Linked DNA regions of Homo sapiens: region 2 is linked to region 1. A link is an interaction called in ENCODE POLR2A ChIA-PET data of the cell type or tissue named here. Cell type or tissue: PC-9. All regions are shown on one strand. Each heading gives the region's core, and the rest is flanking DNA. Links, peaks and the distances in the headings are about the cores only.

The links. Peaks named below come from ENCODE experiments on the same cell type or tissue, not always from the same donor. Only the 100,000 strongest peaks of a DNase experiment are listed, where the experiment ranks them.
Region 2: POLR2A ChIA-PET joins it to region 1 with 31 read pairs; 8 of 35 experiments call an interaction of 5 or more read pairs at or near these places.

The regions. Positions count from the first base shown.
Region 1 is chr3:51,485,560-51,496,330 of GRCh38, reverse strand. All of the region lies in intron 2 of DCAF1 (DDB1 and CUL4 associated factor 1), which reads left to right. Among named protein-coding and RNA genes, the nearest start is that of DCAF1, 9.1 kb to the left of the region's middle. In PC-9, for the core only: no CTCF peak of the experiment used is centred there; no DNase peak of the experiment used is centred there.
Region 2 is chr3:50,595,160-50,605,930 of GRCh38, reverse strand. It overlaps HEMK1 (HemK methyltransferase 1, mitochondrial release factors N(5)-glutamine), which reads right to left. Exons shown (of 11, transcript NM_016173.5): 11 at 9,765-10,771. Among named protein-coding and RNA genes, the nearest start is that of CISH, 11 kb to the left of the region's middle. RefSeq lists a silencer at 632-681 and an enhancer at 3,204-6,884. In PC-9, for the core only: no CTCF peak of the experiment used is centred there; DNase peaks (open chromatin) are centred at 3,000 and 4,710; H3K27ac peaks cover 349 bases.

The DNA.
Region 1 (10,771 bases), core at 981-8,980:
CTCAGCCTCCGGAGCAGCTGGGATTACAGGCGTGTGCCACCATGCCTGGCTAATTTTGTTGGTATTTTTAGTAGAGATGCGGTTTCACCATGTTGGCCAGGTGGTCTCGAACTCCTGACCTTGTGATCTGCCGGCCTCGGCCTCCCAAGGTGCTGGGATTACAGGCGTGAGCCACTGCGCCCGGCCTAATTTTGTATTTTTAGTAGAGACAGGGTTTCTCCATATTAGTCAGGCTGGTCTCGAACTCCCAACCTCAGGTGATCTGCCTGCCTTGGCCTCCTAAAGTGCTGAGATTACAGGTGTGAGCCACTGTGCCCGGCCTTTTTTTTTTTTCCTTGAGACAAGGTCTCGCACTTTTGCTCTGGCTGGAGTACAGTGGTGCAGTTATGGCTCACTGCAGCCTCCACCTCCTAGGCTCAAGCAGTTCTCTTGCTTCAGCCTCCCCAGGTAGCTGGGACTACAGGTTGCAGTGAGCCAAGATTGTGTCCCTGCACTCCCGCCTGGGCAGCAGAGCGAGATTCCGTCTCACAAAACAAAAAACAAACACAAAAAAACGAACATTGAAGTAAGTACTACTACTACTGATTTTTAAATTTTTTTCATAGAGGCAGGATTTCACCATGTTGTCCAGGCTGGTCTCAAACTCCTGGGCTCAAGCGATCTGCCCACCTAGGTTTTCCAAAGTGCTGGGATTACAGGTGTGAGCCACCACACTCAGTTGCTGACTGCTTTCATTGATACTATGTTAATTCACATTGCTATTATTAGTTAAGTCTGTTACAAGTTTATATTTTCCTTTATTTAGTCTGTTACAAGTTTATATTTTCCTTTATTTATGTATTTAAATAATAAAGACAAGGTCTTACTGTTACCCAGGCTGGTCTCAAACCCCTGGGCTCAAGTGATCCTCCTACCTCAGCCTTCCAAAGTGCTGGGATTACAAGTGTGAGCCACCACGCCTTGCCTTTATATTTTTTTATTCTTTATTATTCTTAATATTTTTTTTGAGATGGAGTTTTGCTCTTGTCGCCCAGGCTGGAGTGCAGTGGTGCAATCTCGGCTCACTGCAACTTCTGCCTCCCGGGTTCAAGCGATTCTCCTGCCTCAGCCTCCCGAGTGGCTGGGATTGCAGGCGCCTGCTGCCACGTCCGGCTAATTTTTTGTATTTTTAGTAGAGACAGGGTTTCATCATGTTGGCCAGGCTGGTCTCGAGCTCCTGACCTCAGATGATACACCCGCATTGGCCTCCCAAAGTGCAGGGATTACAGGCGTGAGCCACCACGCCTGGCCTATTTTTTATTTTTTTAAATAATAGAGACAAGGTCTCACTAAGGTTTATATTTTCCTTGGGCAAATGGTTATTCCCAAAGTTATAATTATCTTCAGGCATAGATTAGTTGGAAGTTCTGAAAATGATACCAGAAGTATATATGTATATGTTTCTAAGTTGAACTCTAAAATTTTAGTGTTTTAGGCCAGGCATGGTGGCTCATGTCTACAATCCTAGCACTTTGGAAGGCCAAGTGGAGAGGATTGCTTGAGCCCAGCAATTTGAGACCAGCCTGGGTAACATAGTGAGACCCTGTCTCTACAAAATAATAAAAATTAAAAAATTTTAAAAATATAAAATTTTAGTGTTTTAATGCCCTTGAATTAATCTTTATTAGAGGTAGTGTTTTTTAAAAAATCATGTCTTTATGTGCTCTAGTAGGCTAACTGCTTAAGTTATCTAAGAAGCAGTCTCTTCTGGATCATTTCTTTTCTCATTAAAAAATTGTGGTAAATTTACGTAGCATAAAATTAACGACTACCCATTTTGAAGTGTACAAATCAGTGGCGTTTGTAGATTCACAGTGTTGTGCAACCATTATCTCTTTCTAGTTCTAGAATATTTTTATCACCTTAAAAGGAAACCTCGGCCGGGCGCGGTGGCTCACACCTGTAATCCCAGCACTTTGGGAGGCTGAGGCGGGTGGATCACGAGGTCAGGAGATTGAGACCATCCTGGGTAACACGGTGAAACCCCGTCTGTACTACAAATACAAAAAAGTAGCCGGGTGTGGTGGCCGGTGCCTGTAGTCCCAGCTACTCGGGAGGCTGAAGCAGGAGAATGGCATGAACCCGGGAGGCGGAGCTTGCAGTGAGCCGAGATCCTGCCACTGCACTCCAGTCTCTGGGCGACAGAGTGAGACTCCATCTCAAAAAAAAAAAAAAAAGGAAACCTCATACCCATTTAGCAGTCACTGCCCATTTTCCCCTTTCCTCAAGTCCTTGGCAACTACTAGTTAGCTTTCTGTATATTGATTTACCTATTTCAACTTTTTTTTTTTTTTTGAGACGGAATCTCGCTCTGTCGCCCAGGCTGGAGTGCAGTGGCGCAATCTTGGCTCACTGCAACCTCCGCCTCCCAGGTTCAAGCGATGCTTCTGCCTCAGCCTCCTGAGTAGCTAGGACTACAGGCGCATGCCACCACGCCCGGCTAATTTTTGTACTTTCAGTAGAGACGGGGGTTTCACCATGTTGGCCAGGCTGGTCTCGAACTGTTGACCTCATGATCCACCCGCCTTGGCCTCCCAAAGTGCTGGGGTTACAGGTGTGAGCCACCATGCCCAGCCTTCAATGTTTTATATAAATAGAATCATACAATATGTGCCCTTTTGTGTCTGCTTTCTTATTGTTTTCAAGGTTTTTCCACATCTGTAGCATGTTACTACTTCATTCATTTCTATGACTGAATATTCCATTGTATGCATATACCACATTTTGTTTATCTCTTCATCTGATGATGGACTTTTGGGTTGTTTCTACTTTTTGGCTATTGTGAATAATGCTACCAAGAACATTTGTGTATAAGTCTTTGTTTGAATTCCTTTTTTTTTTCCCCTGAGATGGAGTTTTGCGCTCATTGCCCAGGCTGGAGTGCAATGGCGTAATCTTGGCTCACTTCAACCTCTGCCTTCTGAGTTCAAGCGGTTCTCCTGCCTCAGCCTCCCCAGTAGCTAGGATTACAGGCATGTGCCACCATGCCTGGTTAATTTTGTATTTTTAGTAGAGATGGGGTTTCTCCATGTTGGTCAGGCTGGTCTTAAACTCCCGACCTCAGGAGATCTGCCCGCCTTGGCCTCCCAAAGTGCTGGGATTAGAGGTGTGAGCCACCACACCCAGCCTTGTTTTCAGTTCTTTTGGGTATATATCTAGTAGTGAAATTGCTGGGTCGTATAGTAATTCTACATGTGACTTAAAAAAAAAAACCTGCAACTTTTTGAGAGAGTCCCAAACTGTTTTTTATAACTACTATACCCTTTTACATTTCTTTTATTTATTTATTTATTTTTTTGAGAGGGAGTCTTGCTCTGTCACCCAGGATGGAGTGCAGTGGCGCGATCTCGGCTCACTGCAAGCTCCACCTCCCGGGTTCACGCCATTCTCCTGCCTCAGTCTCCCGAGTAGGTGGGACTACTGGTGCCTGCCACCACGCCCAGCTAATTTTTTGTATTTTTAGTAGAGATGGGGTTTCACCATGTTAGCCAGGATGGTCTCTGTCTCCTGACCTCGCGATCCGCCTGCCTCGGCCTCCCAAAGTGCTGAGATTGCAAGCATGAGCCACCGCGCCCGGGGCCACCCTTTTACATTTCTACAAGCAATATGTGTTCCAGTTTCTTCACATGCTTGCTAATGCTTATATTTTCTCATTTCTTAAACTACAGTCATGTTAGTAGGTGAGAAATGATATCTCATTATGGTTTTGATTTGCAGTTCCTAGTGACTGATGTTGAGTATCTTTCATGCGTTTCTTGGCCTTTTTTTTGTTTTTAAGACAAAGTCTCACTCCTTTTGCCCAGGCCGGTGTGCATTGGGGTAATCTCGGCTGACTGCAACCTCCGTCCCCTCCGAGTTCAAGTGATTCTCCTGCCTCAACCTCCCGAGTAGCTGGGATTACAGGTACCTGCCACCATGCCCAGCTCTTTTTTGTATTTTTAGTAGAGATGGGGTTTCAACTTGTTGGCCATACTCGTCTCAAACTCCTGACCTCAGATGATCTGCCTAAAGTATTGGGATTATAGGCATGAGCCACAGCACTCGGCCCATTTTCGCATATACTGTGAGGCAAAGATCCAACTTCGCTGTTTTGTGGGATAATATCCAATTGTCTCACTACTTTTTTTTTTTTTTTGAGACGGGTCTTGCTCTGTCACCAGGCTAGAGTGCAGTGGTGCAGTCTCGGCTCACTGCAACTTCCGCCTCCCGCAGGTTCAAGCGATTCCCCTCCCTCAGCCCCCCCGAGTAGCTGGGACTACCAGTGTGTGCCACCACACCTGGCCAATTTCTTGTATTTTAGTAGAGATGGGGTTTCACCATGTTGGCTAGGATGGTCTTGATCTCCTGACCTCGTGATCTGCCCACCTCGGCCTCCCACAGTGCTGGGATAACAGGCGTGAGCCACTGTGCCAAGTCTCATCAGTACTTTTTTGTTTGTTTGTTTTTTGAGATGGAGTCTTGCTCTGTCGCCCAGGCTGGAGGGCAGTGGCGCTGTCTCAGCTCACTGCAACCTCCGCCTCCTGGATTCAAGCAGTTCTCCTGCCTCAGCCCCCCTGAGTAGCTGGGGTTACAGGCGCGCCACCATGCCTGGCTAATTTTTGTATTTTAGTAGAGATGGGGTTTCACAATGTTGGCCAGTCTGGTCTCGAACTCCTGCTCAAGTTATCTGCCTGTCTTGGCCTCCCAAAGTGCAGGGATTACAGGCATGAGCCACTGCACCTGGGCAGCACTACTTATTGAAATTACTTTTTTCCTATTGAATGGTCTTGGTACCCTTGTTGAAAATTGATCATAGATGTGAGTGCTTATTGCTGGATTATCAATTCTATTGTATTTGTCTCTGTGTTGATCCTTATGTCAGTGCCATGCTGTTCCATTTACTATAGTTTTGTAGCAAGTTTTGAAATCAGAAGTGTGATTTTTCCAACTTTTTTTTTTTTTTTTGGAGACATAGTCTCGCTCTGTTGCCTTGCTGGAGTGCAGTGGCGCAATCTTGGCTCACTGCAGCCTCCGTCTCCTAGGTTCAAGCGGTTCTCCTGCCTCAGCTGTCCCAGTAGCTGGGATTACAGGTGCGTGCCAACACGCCCAGCTAATTTTTGTATTTTTACTGGGGATGGGGTTTCACCATATTGGCCAGAATGGTCTCGATCTCTTGACCTTGTGATCCACCTGCCTCGACCTCCCAAAGTGCTGGGATTACAGGTGTGAGCCACTGCGCCTGACCCCGACTTTGTTTTTTTTTTTTTTTTTTCCAAGATTGTTGTGCCTATTCAGGTTTCCTTGCAATTACATACGAATTTTAGAATCAGCATGTCCATTTCTGCAAAAGATGTCATTGGGTTGTTTTTGTTGTTGTTGTTTTTTGAGACAGAGTCTCTCTCTGTTGCTCCCAGGCTGGAGTGCAGTGGCACGATCTCGGCTTACTGCAACCTCTGCCTCTTGGGTTCAAGTGGTTCTCTTGCCTCATTCTCCCAGATAGCCGGGATTACAGGCGTCTGCCACCATGGTCAGCTAATGTTTTGTATTTTTAGTAGAGATGGGGTTTCACCATGTTGGCCAGGCTGGTGTTGAACTCTTGAACTCAGGTGATCCACCCATCTTGGCCTCCCAAAGTGCTGGGATTACAGGCGTGAGCCACCATGCCTGGTTTGTCATTGGGATTTTGATAGCGATTGCATTTTATTTGTAGACCACGTTGGAATGTATTACCATCTTGATACTAACCCTTCTAATCCATGAACACAGAATGTCTTTTTGTTTATTTAGGTTATTTAAAATTTAGGTCATCATGAATTGACTCCAGCAATGTTTTGTAGTTTTCAGCATACAAGTCTTGTGTTTGTGCCTTTTTTGTTGTTGTTGAGACAGGGTCCCGCTATGTCTTCAATGCTAGAGTGCAGTGGTGCGATCTTGGTTCACTGCAGCCTCAACTTACTGGGCTCAGGTGATTCTCCCACCTCAGCCTACCGAGTAGCTGGGAGTACAGGTGCATACCTGGTACAGGTGCACACCATGCCTGGCTAATTTTTTGCCTTTTTTGTAAAGACTAGGTTTTGCCATGTTGCCCCAGCTGGACTTGAATTCCTGAGCTCAAGCAATCCACCCACCTTGGCCTCCTAAAGTTCTGGGATTAACAGGTGTGAGCCACCCTTCCCGGCCTTGTGCCTTTTAAATTAAATTTGTTTCTAATTATTTTATTATTTTTGGTGCTATTGTAAATGAAATTGTTCTCTTCATTTACTTTCATATTGTTTTTTGGCTAGTGTATAGCAGTACAACTGATTTTTGTGTGTTGCTCTTGTACCTTGCAACTTTGCTGAATTCATTTATTCTAATAATTTTTATGTGGATTCTTTAGGATTTTCTGTATACAGGATTATGTCATCTAGGAATAAAGATAATTTTACTTCTTCCTTTTCAACTTGGATACCATCTATCTATCTATCTATCTATCTATATACACACACACACACACACACATGCATACACACTTTTTTTTTTTTTTTGAGACAGAGTCTTACCTGTCACCCAGGCTGGATTGCACTGGTGCAATCTTGGCTCACTGCAACCTCTGCCTCCTGGATTCAAGCTGTTCTCCTGCCTCAGCCTCCCCCGAAGCTGGGATTACAGGTGTACACCACCATGCCCAGCTAAATTTTGTATTTTTAGTAGAGATGCGGTTTCACCATGTTGGCCAGGCTGATCTCGAACTCCTGACCTCTTGATCCACCCGCTTTGGCCTCCCAAAGTTCTGAAATTACAGGCATGAGCCACCTTGCCCAGCCTATATTTCTTTTTCTTGCCTAATTACTCTGCCTAGGACCCTAGTAGAGTGTGGTTTTTTTGTTTTGTTTTTTGAGACAGAGTCTCACTCTGTTGCCCAGGCTGGACTGCAGTGGCACAATCTTGTGGCTCATTGCAACGTCTGCCTCTTCGATTCAAGCAATTCTCATGCCTCAGCCTACTGAATACCTGGGATTACAGGTGTGCCCCATCATGCCCTGCTAATTTTTTATTTTTACTGGAGACGAGATTTCACCATGTTGGCCAGGCTGGTCTCAAACTCCTGTTCTCAAGTGATCTATCTGCCTTGGCCTCCCAAAGCGCCGGGATTACAGGTGTGAGCCACCACGCCAGGCGGAGGACTCCAGTACAGTGTTTTAATAGAAATGGCAAAGGCAGACATTGTTGTCTGGTTTCCGATTTTTGGGGCAAAGCTTTCAGTCTTTCACCATGGAGTGTAGTGTTGTTCATAATCCCCTTTATCATGTTCTAGAAGGTCTCTTCCGTTCCTAGTTTATTGAGTGTTACTCCCCCTGCCCCACCCGAGACGGAGTCTCGCCCTGTCGCGCAGACTGGAATGCAGTGGTGCTATCTTGGCTTACTGCAACCTCCGCCTCCCAGGTTCAAGCAATTCTCCTACCTCAGCCTCCTGAGTAGCTGGGATTACAGGCGCACACCACCACGCCCGGATAATTTTTTTTTTTTGTAGACGGAGTTTTGCTCTGTCACCTAGGCTGGAGTGCAGTGGCGCGATCTTGGCTCACTGCAACCTCTGCCTCCTGTGTTCAAGCGATTCTCCTGCCTCACCCTCCCAAGTAGCTGGAATTACAGGTGCGTGCCACCATGCCCGGCTAATTTTTGTGTTTTTAGTAGAGACGGGGTTTCGCCATGTTGGCCAGGGTAGTCTGGAACCCCTGACCTCAGGTGATCTGCCTGCCTTGGCCTCCCAAACTGCTGGCGTGAGCCACCGTGCCAGGCCTAATTTTTGTATTTTTAGTAGAGACAGGGTTTCACCATGTTGGCCAGGCTGGTCTCGAACTCCTGACCTCATGATCCACCCGCCTTGGCCTCCCAAAGTGCTGGGATTACAGGCGTGAGCCATGTGCCTGGCCTTAATTTTCTTAATATGCTGTTGGATTCTGTTTGCTAGTATTTTGTTGAGGATTTTTATGTCTGCAGTCATAAAGGACATCAGGCTGTAGCTTTCTTTTCTTGTGATATCTTTATTTGGCTTTGGTATCAGTAATGATGGTTTCATGGAATGAATTAGGAAGTATCTTTCCTCTTCAGGTTTTGGAGAAGTTTGAGAAGGATTGGTGTTAATTCTTCTTTAAATGTTTGGTAGGCCTGGTGCAGTGGTTCATGCCTGTAATACCAGCATTTTGGGATGCCGAGGCAGGCGGGTTGTGTGAGGTCAGGAGTTCAAGACCAGCCTGGCCAACATGGTGAAACCCCGTCTCTACTAAAAGTACAAAAATTAGCCGGGCATGATGGCGCGTGCCTGTAGCCCCAGCTATTCGGGAAGCTGAGGCAGGAGAATCGCTTGAACCCAGGAGGTGGAGGTTGCAGTGAGTCAAGATCACGCCTCTGCACTCCAGTCTGGGCGACAGAGCAAGACTCCGTCTCCAAATAAATAAATAAATAAATAAATAAATAAATAGTTTGGTAGGCTGGGCGTGGTGGTTTGTCCCTGTAATCCTAGCACTTTGGGAGGCTGAGGCAGGAAGATTGCTTGAGCCCAGGAGTTCACGACCAGCCTAGGCAACATAGGAGGGGGACCCTGTCTTTAAAAAAGAAAAAAAGGGAGAGGAAAGAGGAGAGAGAGAGAGAAAGAGGAGAGAAGAAAAAGGAAGAAAGAATTGGTTAAATTGTTGCCACATTCTACCAGCCTGGCTAGTACTCTTCAAGATTGTCAAGGTCATGTAAAACAAAAACAAATCCCCAAACTATCTATCATAGACCAGAGGACAGTAGATAGACATGACAGCTGAATGCAGTGTATCCTAGATGAGATCATGGAACAAAGCACATGATTTGAAAAATGGTGAAATCTGAATCAGGTCTGGAGTTTAGTTAATAATAATGTAACAATGTTGGTTTCTTAATTTTGACAGTGTACCACTATAATATGGTAACATGAGGGAAAACTGAACTGGGTGAGAGGTATGTGGGAACACTGTGTACTATCTTTGCAGCTTTTCTGTAAATCTAAAATTACTCCACATAAAAAGTTTGTTTTGGCTGGGCACAGTGGCTCACGCCTGTAATCCCAGCACTTTAGGAAGCTGAGGTGGGCGGATCACGCGGTCAAGAGATCGAGACCAGACTGGCCAACATGGTGAAACCCTGTCTCTACTAAAAATACAAAAATTAGCTGGGTGTGGTGGTGTGCGCCTGTAATCCCAGCTACTTGGGAGTCTGAGGTGGGAGAATCGCTCGCTTGAATCCGGGATGTGGAGGTTATAGTGAGCTGAGATTGTGCCACTGCACTCCAGCCTGGCGACAGAGTGTGACTCTGTCTTAAAAAAAAAAAGAAAAGAAAAGAAAAAAAGTTTGTTTTAAAAATATATTTATCGAGGCCAAGCACAGTGGCTCATGCCTGTAATCCCAGCACTTTGGGAGGCCGAGGCAGGCGGATCATGAGGTCAGGAGTTCGAGACCAGCCTGGCCAATATGGTGAAACTCTATCTCTACTAAAAATACAAAAATTAGCCGGGCATGCTGGCGTGTATCTGTAGTCCCAGCTACTCGGGAGACTGAGGCAGAAGAATCACTTGAACCTGGGAGATGGAGGTCGCAGTGAGCCGAGATCGTGCCACTGCACTCCAGCCTGGGTGACAGAGCAAGATGCCATCTCAAAAAAATAAAAATAAAAATAACAACGTATGTATAGTTAGTAGATAGCAGTAAAATATGCAACCTGAGTTTTCTCAGGTTGAAGTCAGAAGTCCATATTAGTCTGTCACACCTACAGCATTTCCTTTTTGTGGCTTTGGTTAGAAAGTCTGAAAATATGGCGGGGTGTGGTGGCTCACACCTGTTGTCTCAGCACTTTGGGGGGCTAAGGCAGGAGGATCACCTGAGGTCAGGAGTTTGAGGCCAGCCTGGGCAACAGTGAGACCCCACCTGAACAAATAATAAAAATAAAAATAAGCTGGGCATGGCAACACATACTGTAATCTCAGCTACTCTGGAGGCTGAGGTGGGAGGATCACTTGAGCCCAGGTGGTTGAGGCTGCAGTGAGCTGGGACCGCGCTACTGCACTCAAGCCTGGGAGGCAGAGTGAGATCCTTAAAAAAAAAAAAAAAAAAAAAGAATCTGCCGGGTGTGGTTTTCACAGCTGTAATCCCAGCACTTTGGGAGGCCAAGGCAGGCAGATCATGAGGTCAGGAGATTGAGACCATCCTGGCTAACACGGTGAAAGCCCGTCTCTCCTAAAAATACAAAAAATTTGCTGGCGTGGTGGTACAAGCATGTAGTCCCAGCTACTTGGGAGGCTGAGGCAGGAAAATCGCTTGAACCCAGCAGGTAGACGTTACAGTGAGCCGAGATGGCGCCACTGCGCTCCAGCCTGGCGACAAAGCAAAACTCTGCCTCAAAAAAAAAAAAAAAAAAAAAAAAATAAATAATCTTTTTGATTTTGTTCAATTTTTGGGGTAGGGCAGGTATTTTCCTTTGGAGTTATGTGTAATCCAGGTGACATGAATCACTACTATTGGAATTGCATCTACTTGATTAAAACATAAATATTTGCATTTTATAATACAATGCAATAATGCAATGCAATAATGATATCATCTTTTACATGTATTTCTTTTGGTTTTATGGTAGATATCTTTAGAAGAGTTCATTTTAGATCAGCTAGTAATTCCTGTCTGATGTGAAACTCTTTATGGAATGGTTGCTGTTTCTGAGAAGATACGCATTTTGCGTGGCAGAATATGACAT
Region 2 (10,771 bases), core at 857-8,856, 890 kb after region 1:
AATCGGGGTAGGGGCCAGTGAGCTGGCAGAGTCTGACCTGGGGCGGAGGTGTCCGGGTTCTAGTCCAGACTGGTTGGGATTGGGGGATCCTTTCTTCTCTCTCAGGGTTCAGCACACCAAAAGTGTGTGGAAGAGCAATTTCAATGAAAACACCCTCCATTACCGGACAGTCTGACTTTGGAACACTATCTGTTGAGATCTTCCTGTGTCCCGAAGTTTTCCGCACCTTTGCTTGAGGGCCCCACAGGAAAGCTTCTCTAAAGCTTTCTAACCTTTATTCTGGAAACAATCCTAACCTTCCTGTTGTCTTAGCCCTCAAGCAATTAGAAGTCTTAGAGTAGAAGAGACACTTGTTGGCAGGTTGAGAGCAAGGAGGGGTGAGGAGTGACAGGCTGATTACAGGGAGGGGTAAGGACGAGGATAGACAGCAAGAACCATGGAGTTCACACAGGACCCTGGGGACATGGAGGCAGTCATGGCAAAGAATAGGTCTGACGTTAGGTGAGAGTGAGCAAGAGGTGGGTGATGGAGGGAGGGCTGTCTTTCCTGGATGTGGTGCCCAGACCCAGGTGGCCAGCCACGTGCCTTCCCTGTTACTGGCGGCGGCCTGAGCGCTTGGCTGTCTGTAGGGCCAGATGGCACGCTTCCTCCAGGTCACCATGACCCAGCCAGGGGTATTTACAGTTCCTCATTCCTTCAGTCTGAATTTCAGCTGCTTCATTGCTTCCAGAATGCCTGAGGTAACCCCTCTGTCTGCTTCACCCCTAGATTTGAGTCACCTAGCGGATGGGTAGTGGATACAGAGGGGCCAGTGTCAAGCTGTTCCTCACCTGGTGCTGCAGCCTGGACAGAAAGCTGCTGTGGCTAGAGGAAGCACAGAAAACTGCTTTGTACACAGAGAGAAATGTCTCAAGGTGCCTGCCAGGTGCTGGGCATGGGGCGAGGGCTTGCACCTCATGTAGCACTCACCACAACTTTGGGAGTGAAGTCCAAATATTACCCACGCTACACAGATGAGGAAACCGAGGCTCAGAGCAGGGAAGGGGCTGACCACGGCCACTCAACAAGTGGGGCTCAGGGCAGAGCTAACCCTGGGGGGTCCTGACTGACCTTTTGTCCCCCGGATTACTACATGAGATGGGGAGGACAGGGATGGTGGCTTCCAGGCAAGTTGCTCTTGGATGCTGTTTTCTATCTCCTGGTATCCCTGCCTGCTGAGAGCTCTTGGCCACTGGCCTGGCCACCAAGGTCCTGTTCTCTTCACCCTGGCCTCAGCTCAAGCCAGGGCCCGGCTCCTGTCTGGGGAGGGGCTGCCAGCTACTTCTGACCCCCAACAGGTTCCAGGTTCCATCTTCTTTTCTTGTTTCCCTGCCAGGGCAGTGAATGATGCCTGCCCAGACCCCAATCAGAGACTCAGCCTAACAGATGCTGAAGATCCTCTGGCCAACGTGATCACCACTGTGTGGTCCTGGCCTAGTAAAAGGGGCACACATGTTGACACTAGCCAGGAACAAAGGGATGAGCCTTCTGGTGGGTGCAAGGACCCTGCACAACATACAAACAGTAACGAAGGTCACACTTTATCATTAAGTCCTCCACCAGCACATGTGCTCCAAAGGCACCAACTGGGCCAGACTCCATCTAGGTCCTGGAGACAGCAGGGAACAAGACAGACACGGTCCCCATACTCATTGGGCTCGTGGGCTAGCGGGAGAGACAGAGAGTGAACTAGTGAACAAATGGGTGCATAGGACAAGCTTTGAGAGTGTAAAGAAAGAAAAGCAGTGGGGGTGGGAAGAGTAACTTTGGGAATGGGGACACCCTGCAGCTGGGAGGGCGTTGGGGATAGCTCTGCAGCTTTGGGTGGCACTGAGCCTGGAGACCCAGGCAATGAGCAGGAGCTGGCCATGCAGACAACTTGCAGAAGGGATGTCCCAGGTGAAAGGAACTACAAGTGCAGTGGCCCTGAGGCAGAGACCTAGAGCCCAGAATGGCTGCCCAGGAGGGGTGGGAAGGGCAAAGGAAGCAGGTGGATTTTATTTGAGGATGGCAAAGCACCTCTTCAGAGCCTAGCAGGGGAGTGCTGTGATCTGACCCTCATTTCTAAGGGAGGTATCTGTACTCATGAGGGCCTGGAGGCAAGAGGCCAGAAAGAAGGATCTGGAGGGTAGAGTGTGGGAGCGGGGGCAGAAAGAGGTGAGGGCAGCAACTCTGTGACTCTGGGTTGGGTTCCTACCCCACTAGCAGAGGTTGTCCTCATCTACAGCTGAAGAGGGAAGGCCTCAGAGAGGGGTGGTGAGAGGCAGAGCCAGAGTTCACATCCTGATTCCAGACATTGTTTGGAATAACCACTGCTCTATTCTGCCTCCAAGGGTCTGGCTTGCTAAAGCCTAGGCACCCACAGGTTCAGAAGGCATGCAGGAGGATGGGGAGATTCAGGAGGGCTTTCTGGAGGAGGGGGTCTGGGGGCTGGGCCCTAGAGGATTCTGCCTCCAGGTGGGAAATGGGTTTGGAGATTGATCCTGTGTGGCGTCCCTCCCTGGATTCACAAGCCTCCCTCTGGAACAACCTTCGGACAGAAATGCTGCTAAGCCATCTAGGTATTTCTTGTTGCCCCCAAGGAGTGTTTGCTGGATACCACCCCCCTTCCAGACATACCACTGGGGTATCATTGGTGCCAGTGTGTACATCTCACTAGGTCCCTGCACCTAGGCTGGACTTTTAATCTACTGACTGAGCAAATCTCTCCTGGCCAAGGCTGGACACACAGCTGAGTGGGGCTGGGGTCCATGACTAGGCCCACCTCACTCTCAGATGGGGACCCTCCCGTCCTGCACGGTTGCCCACAGTGAAGTGGAAGGCGAGGGGCCGGGGGCCTAAAGGCCTAGAGGCCTGACTACGAAGGCAGGAAGACTCAGGGTCTGTGCATAGGACATCCCAGACTTCTCCAGCTCTCATAAAGGCCCTCTTCCTCCAGGAGAAGTAGGCCCTGTGCAAGCCTGGGCAGCCTTTGACACCAACCTGCTAGACCAGTTTTAAGATAAAGTAGACTTGAGCTTTGCCGGAAATTCAACAGCCTCTCATGGTGGATGTGTCCTCCCTATCCCTCCCTGGCTCCCGTGGACCACCCAAGGGGTCACTCCAAGAGTCACTCTGGGGCAGCAGGCTGGAGTTCCCACGTCTGAGACTCAAGCTAGAGGAGGTCCCTGGAGGTTTGATTTTGGTCAGAATGCAGACCTCAGAGTGGTTGGAGAGTGGCTGGGCCTGGATGCTGGGGAATGGGGAGTGAATGGAAACCGATGCTCATCTCTGAGCAGGAGGAGACACAGCAGGCCCAGGGAAGGGGAGCTTTTCTGATGTGGTCAAAGCTTCCTGCTCAGTGGAAAGAGAGTTGCTTCCATGGCCCGGGCCTCATTAAAACAGGCAGGGCCTCTGAGGGCTATGGGAACCTAGGATTGCCATGACTCCTCCAGGCAGCCCTCCAGGACTGTCTCACCCACACAGACCCTACTAGTGAGATGCTTGCGCTGGCACCGATGATGCCCTGATGACATGCCTGGTGGGGAGGGTGGTATCCAGCAAATGCTCCTCAGGCAGAGTCCTGCTCCAGGGACTCTCCCCACACCCAGCACCCATGAGCCAGATGGGGCCCTTCCTGTCACCAGAGCTGGGCTCCTCCACCAGAGGTGGGGATTGCACTCATAGTCCAGACTGGGCCAAAGCTCTGTTCTTCAAAGTGCCTCTCAGCCCTCAGCCTCCTCCCAGGAAGCACTTCACTGCTCCCACCCCCACCAGCCCCACATCAGTGACATCACTTGTGTGTGTGTGTGTGTGTGTGTGTGTGTGTGTGTGTGTGTGTGTGTGTGTGTGTGTGTGCGCGCGCACGCGCGCACGCATGCTTGTGCTGACCTTTCCACTTGGCCAACATTCCTTTGTTTTTCTCAGCTCCTTCCAGTGGATGGCTGTGGGAGGAGGAGCTGCTGGGAGAGTAGGTTCTCAGGAAACATTTCCCCCAAAGCCCCAGGGACACGGAGCCCACGAGACATGAGAAAATGAGGCTTAACCAGGAGGAGAGGTGTTCCAAGGGCAGTTTGAGGGGTGTGGGTGAGAGAAAAGGAGAGATCCTGGCAGAGATCACTGTTAACCCAGGTGTGTGCATGCCTGCGGGGGCGTGCTCCCGGGCATCCTTGCCAGATCAGCACCATCAGCCTGGCACCTAGTGGGCAAGCTGAGCTTATAAGGGCAGGCAAAGCTGGGTGGCCCTAGGAAGTTGCTGCATCTCGCCAGGACATATATGGCTCAAAGTAGGCCAGGGTCCTGGGTTTGCTGTTGTGGGATCAATTCACTTTCTCTCCTACCCAGAGGTGCCTGGTTGGGAGCTGTGGGCTTTGGGGGCAGGAGCACCTCCTCCCAGCACCTTGACAATCACCCCCTTTCTCTTCTGGGTCTCAGTGAGTAACTAGGGTGGGTGCTAGCTTCCAGAGGATCCCTGGGCCTTGTGTAGGGCAGAGAAGGCCTGGCGTGGGCACCCCCCACCCCCAGCCTGGGTGAGGTGTTTTCGCCAGAATTGCAGCAGCTGGGGCTGGAGGCCTCTTCCCAGGAAGAGCAGAGCGCCGCTTCCAAGAACTCAGAGGAGGCCGCAGGCGGGAGGGGGAGCGGGGGAGTTAATTTTAAACCACACTGCCTTCAACGCTTCTCAGGAACTGGTTGCTCAACGTGATCTGGCAGGTCCCAGGCGGCTGGGCAGGCCTGGTGCCAGCTCAGAAGTGGCGGGTGGAGGACACGCCCCAGGGGGAGGCCTGGTGACCTTGAGGGAAGTAGGGCCCTGTCCTTGACCACTTACCAGGGCCTGTCCCTCATTCACCCGACCCAACTTTGCTGGGGGGTGTGAGGTGGGGTAATTTATTCAGTTCTAACCAGGAAAGGTAAAATTATAACAGGATTAATAACACAAGTGTCATGGCCTTCCAAGGGCCCCAAGACGATCCCATCCCCCTTCCCTGCTCAGAACCTGCCTGTCCTGCACCCTGGCCTGTCCTCTGGAGGTTATCTGATGAGGGCCTATTCTGAGGGTAAGGCCTGTGCTGATTCTCTATGGGATGGGACCCTGGTGCCAGGCTAGTGGGGGGAGTAGAGTCGGGGGGTGGAGGGTGGCATGTGGCAAGCTGGTGGAAGTTCTGGACCAAGGGAATGAGCCTCCTTCTTGTGCAGGGAGAACTCATGGGCCCGCACCCCATGGTTGACTGCAGTCAAAGCACCTGCATTTCACCGACCTCCTGTTGGAGGTGTTGACCACCCTAGTGTGGCCAACCACTCCCGGCTGACAGCCTAGGCCCACCTCCCAATGTTTGGTCCATGGAATGTTCTACCTGCAGAGGCACCTCCCAGTGCACCCCCTTCCCCCACTACCCCCACTGGCTGCCCTCTGAGACCCCAGCAGTCTGGGCAGAGCAGGTCTCAAGTTCTAGGAAAGGATCCTAAGCAAATGCTGCCAAGAGCTGCAGTTCTTGGAACCAGCACTGCAGGGCGAGGGGACACTTCCTGGAACCTGCTGGCCCTTCCAGGGAGTGAGGCTCAGAGGACAGCCAGTGACCTGGGGTAAGTGGGGGGAGAGGGTACTGAGCCCTTAGCTTCGGTCTCTGCCTCCAGGAAGCCCTCCCTGACTGCAGGTGCCTCCTTAGACTCCTCCATCCCGGTGCTGGATCTGGCATGACCTCTGAAGTGCCCGGTGTCCAGCCTGGCAGAGTGGACGACGAGAAACAGGTGTTAGTAGAGAAAAAAAGGGCATGTGTACCTATGGAGGCAGCGTGTGGGTGTGGGTCCACAGTGAAAGCAGGAGGTTAGACAGGAGTGTCCTGCCTAGGCCAGTGAGCAGCCGGGGGTGTGAAGCACCAAGGGAGAGTAGGAGGGAAAACAAGGTGGGGTCAGCAGTGCCAGGCCCTGCTCACTGAGCCCCCTTTGCTGGTGGGCAGCCTCTGGCTCTAGTCACTCCTTCAGGACAGCCTTGTCTCACCCACACTTCCCTGTCCCACAGCAGGGGGCCCAGGCCCCAGCTTCAGCATCAAGCCACCCAGGACATGCATCTGGCCTTTTGGAAAATAGCCTGGAGAATGCAGAGGAGAGGCTGCAGTGAGTGGGCACTGACAACTGTCTGGGACTGGGTTGAAGTCTGGCCACATTTCAAGGGAATGGCCATGAGTGTTCCCATCACAGGATCCCAGGAGCAGCATTGTTAGAGCAGGGGCCTGGAAGTATGGCTGAGGGTGCTGAGTGAGCAGGTCAGGGTCACATAGCTGGGAGGCACTAGGACAACCTTTTAACCACTCATGACCCCTTTACCTTCAGAATGGAGAACCTCCCCTGGCCAAGGCTGGACGGGGTGTCGGCAAGAACTTGCCTCTCTCCTCCCACCCTCAGGTCACTCCTTGGCCCTCACTGAGCACAGCGCCAAGCGTGCTACCCATCCACCCCAATGTCACAGAGAAGATGGGGACAATGCTGGCGTTAAGAAGGGCTAGGACCCAGTGGGTGGGTGGCAGCTGTGAGGTGGGGCTATGGCAGAGAGGTCCTCCCTCCCCTGTAGGAGGGCAGTGGGGCAGCCCAAGGACACAGGTCATTGCTGTGCTTGTACTCTGCAGTGGCCAGTTCTCAGAAGCTACCTGGGGCAGCTGGCAGTGGGTGGGAGTGCTGCATTCTCTGTCACTTAGAGGCCTTGATGCCTGCACCCAGGTCAGGCTGGCTGTGGCTGGAAAGAACCTGCTGTGGATGAAGTTGACCTGGGACCCACGTGACCTGAGTGAAAAGAGCTATGGGTTTGCAGGGGACACCGGTGCCCTGCTGCAGGTGGTTCTAGAGCTAGGTATCCTGCATCGTGACTTGAGCAAGTCATGAACCCACTCTGAGCCTCAGTTTCCCACTCTGTTTTTGGTGTTTGGTTTGGTTTGGTTTTGAGACAGGGTCTCACCCTGTTGCCCAGGCTGGAGTCCAGTGGCACAATCTCGGCTCACTGCAGCCTCTACCTCCTGAGCTCAAGCGATCCTCCCACCTCAGTCTCCCAAGTAGCTGAGACTACAGGTGTGTGCCACCACACCCCACTAATTTTTTGTACAGATCTAGTTTCACCATGTTGCCCAGGCTGGTCTGAACTCCTGGGCTCAAGCAATTCTCCTCCCTCGGCCTCCCAAAGCACTGGGATTACAGGCGTGAGCCACTGCACCGGGCCTCCACCTCTACTTTGGGGACAATGTTATCACTTGCCTTATGGAATCGTTGTAAGGAGGAAATGTGTAGACTTGGTGATTTTTGTTTCTCCTCGGAGTCTTCCCCTGGATCCCAACTCACCCCTCCAGCTCCCACTTCACCATGAGCCCATGGAGACATGAGCCCCAGAAGAGCTCTTTCTCTGGTCTCTATTGCAGCAAGAAGTACCTGTGGGCACACTGGAGCATAGGCCTTGATGTTTGCAGTGCTCCAGGCAAAAGGACAAGTGGAGGCTCACATACCAGAATCTAAATATTAAACAACCATAAATCAAGCTGCTAATGAAATGTGTTCTATCCTCCTACTGAACAAATAAGCTTTCATAGGAGTAAAAACATCTGTAAATCTACAGTTTTTATATATCTGAAAGTCAGCAGATATCCAAAATGATGAAACTTAGTAATTATCACTCATGTCCAGGTGTTCAGTGACCTGAGGTTTAAGTGAGAGAATGAAGACTTGCCTGATGCCTAAGATATTCTGTATTTATTCTGTAACATTGATTCTCCTCGTCTTTAGTCTAGTAAAATGATTGATTATGTTGTTACAGTCAAGACTTCTACACTATTACTGTTCTTTTCATAGTAATGATTAAAAAGATTAAAATAAGGCTGGGCATGGTGGCTCACACATGTAATCCCAGAGCTTTGAGAAACCAAAGTGACAGGATTGCTTGAGGCAGGAGTTCAAGTTTACAGTAAGCTATGACTATACTACTGTACTCCAGACTGGGCAACAGAGCAAGACCCTGTCTATAAAAAAAATAATAATTTTTAAAAAGACTAAAATAAAATATTGGCCAGGTGTGGTGGCTCACACCTGTAATCCCAGCACTTTGGGAGGCCAAGGCAGGTGGATCACCTGAGGTCAGGAGTTCAAGACCAGCCTGGCCAACATGGTGAAACCTCATCTCTACTAAAAATACAAAAATTAGCCAGGCATGGTGGCACACACCTGTAATCCCAGCTACTTGGGAGGCTGAGGCAGGAGAATTTCTTGAACCCAGGAGGCAGAGGTTGCAGTGAGCCGAGATCCACACCATTGCACTCCAGCCTGGGTGACAAGAGTGAAACTCCATCTCAAAAAAATAAATTAATTAATTAAATAATGAAATAAAATATTACATTCAAAGAACACAAAAATATGTTAAATTAAATGAGATATGTCAAAATTTCAAAAGATGATATAGTCCAAAAAGTTATTGTTATTTTAAAATTAATTTAATTATTATTATTATTTTTTGAGACAGGGTCTCACTCTTTTGCCCAGGCTGAAGTGCAGTGGTGTAATCTTGGCTCTCTGTAGCCTTGACCTCCTGGGCTTAAGTGATCCTCCCACCTTAGCCTCCCAAGTAGCTGGTACTACAGATGTGTGCCACCACACTCCACTAATTTTTTTGTATTTTTTGTACAGATGGAGTTTTGCCATGTTTCCCAGGCTACTCTCAAACTCCTGGGCTCAAGGGATTCTCCTGCCTCAGCTTCTCAATGCGCTGGGACTTCAGATGTAAGCCACTGTGCCTGGCCTTAATTTTAATTATTTTTTTTGGCGGGGGGGTCTTGCTGTGTCACCCAGGCTAGAGCGCAGTGGTGTGATCATAGCTCAGTGACACCTCAAACTCCTGGGCTCAAGGGATCCTCCCACCTCGGCCTCCCCAAGTAGCTGGGACGACAGGCACCCACCAGCACACCTGGCTAATTTTTGTATTTTTTATAGAGATAGGGTTTCACCACATTGCTCAGGCTGGTCTTGAACTCCTGAGCTCAAGCGATCCACCCATTTCAGCCTCCCAAAGTGCTGAGATTACAGGCGTTAGCCACCACACCCAGCCTAAAAAGTTATTTTTAAAATAATCAAAATCACTTAGTAAAATTGAGGCAAAACAAACTATAAGTTATACTTGTATTAAAATTTAAATTAAGATTTAAAACTAAAATTTTACTTAACTTTTTGAAATTGTTATTAAATATTGCTAAATGTTTTTATGAAAAGAAATCTTAGCAGAGTGTGGTGGCTCACACTTGTAATCCCAGCACTTTGGGAGGCCAAAGTGGGAGGATCGCTTGAGTCCATGAGTTTGAGACCAATCTGGGCAACATAGTGAGACCCTTTCTCTACAAAAAATATTTTAAAAATTAGCCACACATGGCAGTGCATGTCTGTAGTTCAGCTACTTGGGAGGCTGAGGCCAAAGGATCACTTAAGCCCAGGATTTCGAGGCTGCAGTGAGCCATGATTGTGCCACTACACTCCAGCCTGGGTGACAGAGCAAAACTCTTCTCAAAAAGAAACAGAGAGAAGAAAAGAAATCTTCACTATTCACAGTTAAATTCTCTGTGAAGGCTGAAGTAGTGTTTGCTCTGCAGTTAGCAAAAGCACAACCTCCATGCATTGCCCTAGAACCTGAACGGTGCTATCATGACAGTGGGTGTTTGGGTTTGTCTCACACTGCATCAGCACTGAGTGTCAAATCAGTGGTTTGACAAAATGGGAATGCACATGAATTCTTTAATCAATTTATTGGAAATTGATCACTTGTATGTTTGTGATACACTCTAAGGAACAGGCCACAGGCAGATTAGAAGAGAGTGGTAACAGACAAAGCACAATTTCCAGTAAGTGATATTGGAGCAATTTGGAAGGAAAAAAAAGTGCAACGTCTACCTCACACCTTCCACCATAAATTCTAGATGGACCAAATATTAAACATTAAAAATGAAATTCTAAGAGTCCTTTAGAGCACCTGCCCTGGAGTCCCAGCAGTATCAATCCCAGGTGTGGAAACCTCTTCCTTTGCGTGGCTCCCCTGCGTTGTTTGCAGGAGAGGTCTGGAGGAAAGAGAGTCACCCCAGAAATACATCGATGCCTATATAGTGTTGTCTCTCTATCTTGGGTTTTTTCCTGCAGAAACCACTCTGAGACAAGCATCCAAATGCAAATAGATTATTTGGGAAGTAATGCCAAGAAGCACCAGTAAGGTATTGAGAGACAATTCCCCATGGTTCTCTCCTATTTCTGCACACTTGCCAGTAGAGGCACTGGTTGCCCTTGTTCTAAATAATCTTTACAAGGGTGATTATTATAGTGAGTAACCTTAGAAGATAGAGGTAGTATCTCCCTCCAGAGCAAAAGGCAGATTTTATTGTCCCGTATACTAAAGATAACATCTCCCACCTGGGCAGGTTTGCTTGCAGCTTATTATAAAAGACGTGGGTCCCCTAAATTCAGCATGCAGTTTCTCCACCGTAGTGCAACCCAATGCATATGCAGGCATCACCGGGCCATCATCACATCACTCTGTAGGAACTGCGGTTCAGGGAAGTGGTGCAAGAAAATGCTTTTACTCTGTCTACTGCCGTTACTGTAAACAATAATCTGTTGTCTGTTTCTGAACCCAGAGTTCTGTGCCTTCTGCCATGATCCTTGAGAATATGATAGACTATGATAGACTAACTTGTTTGCTTCAAAGTCGGATAAGCCGGGCGCGGTGGCTCACTCCTGTAATCCCAGC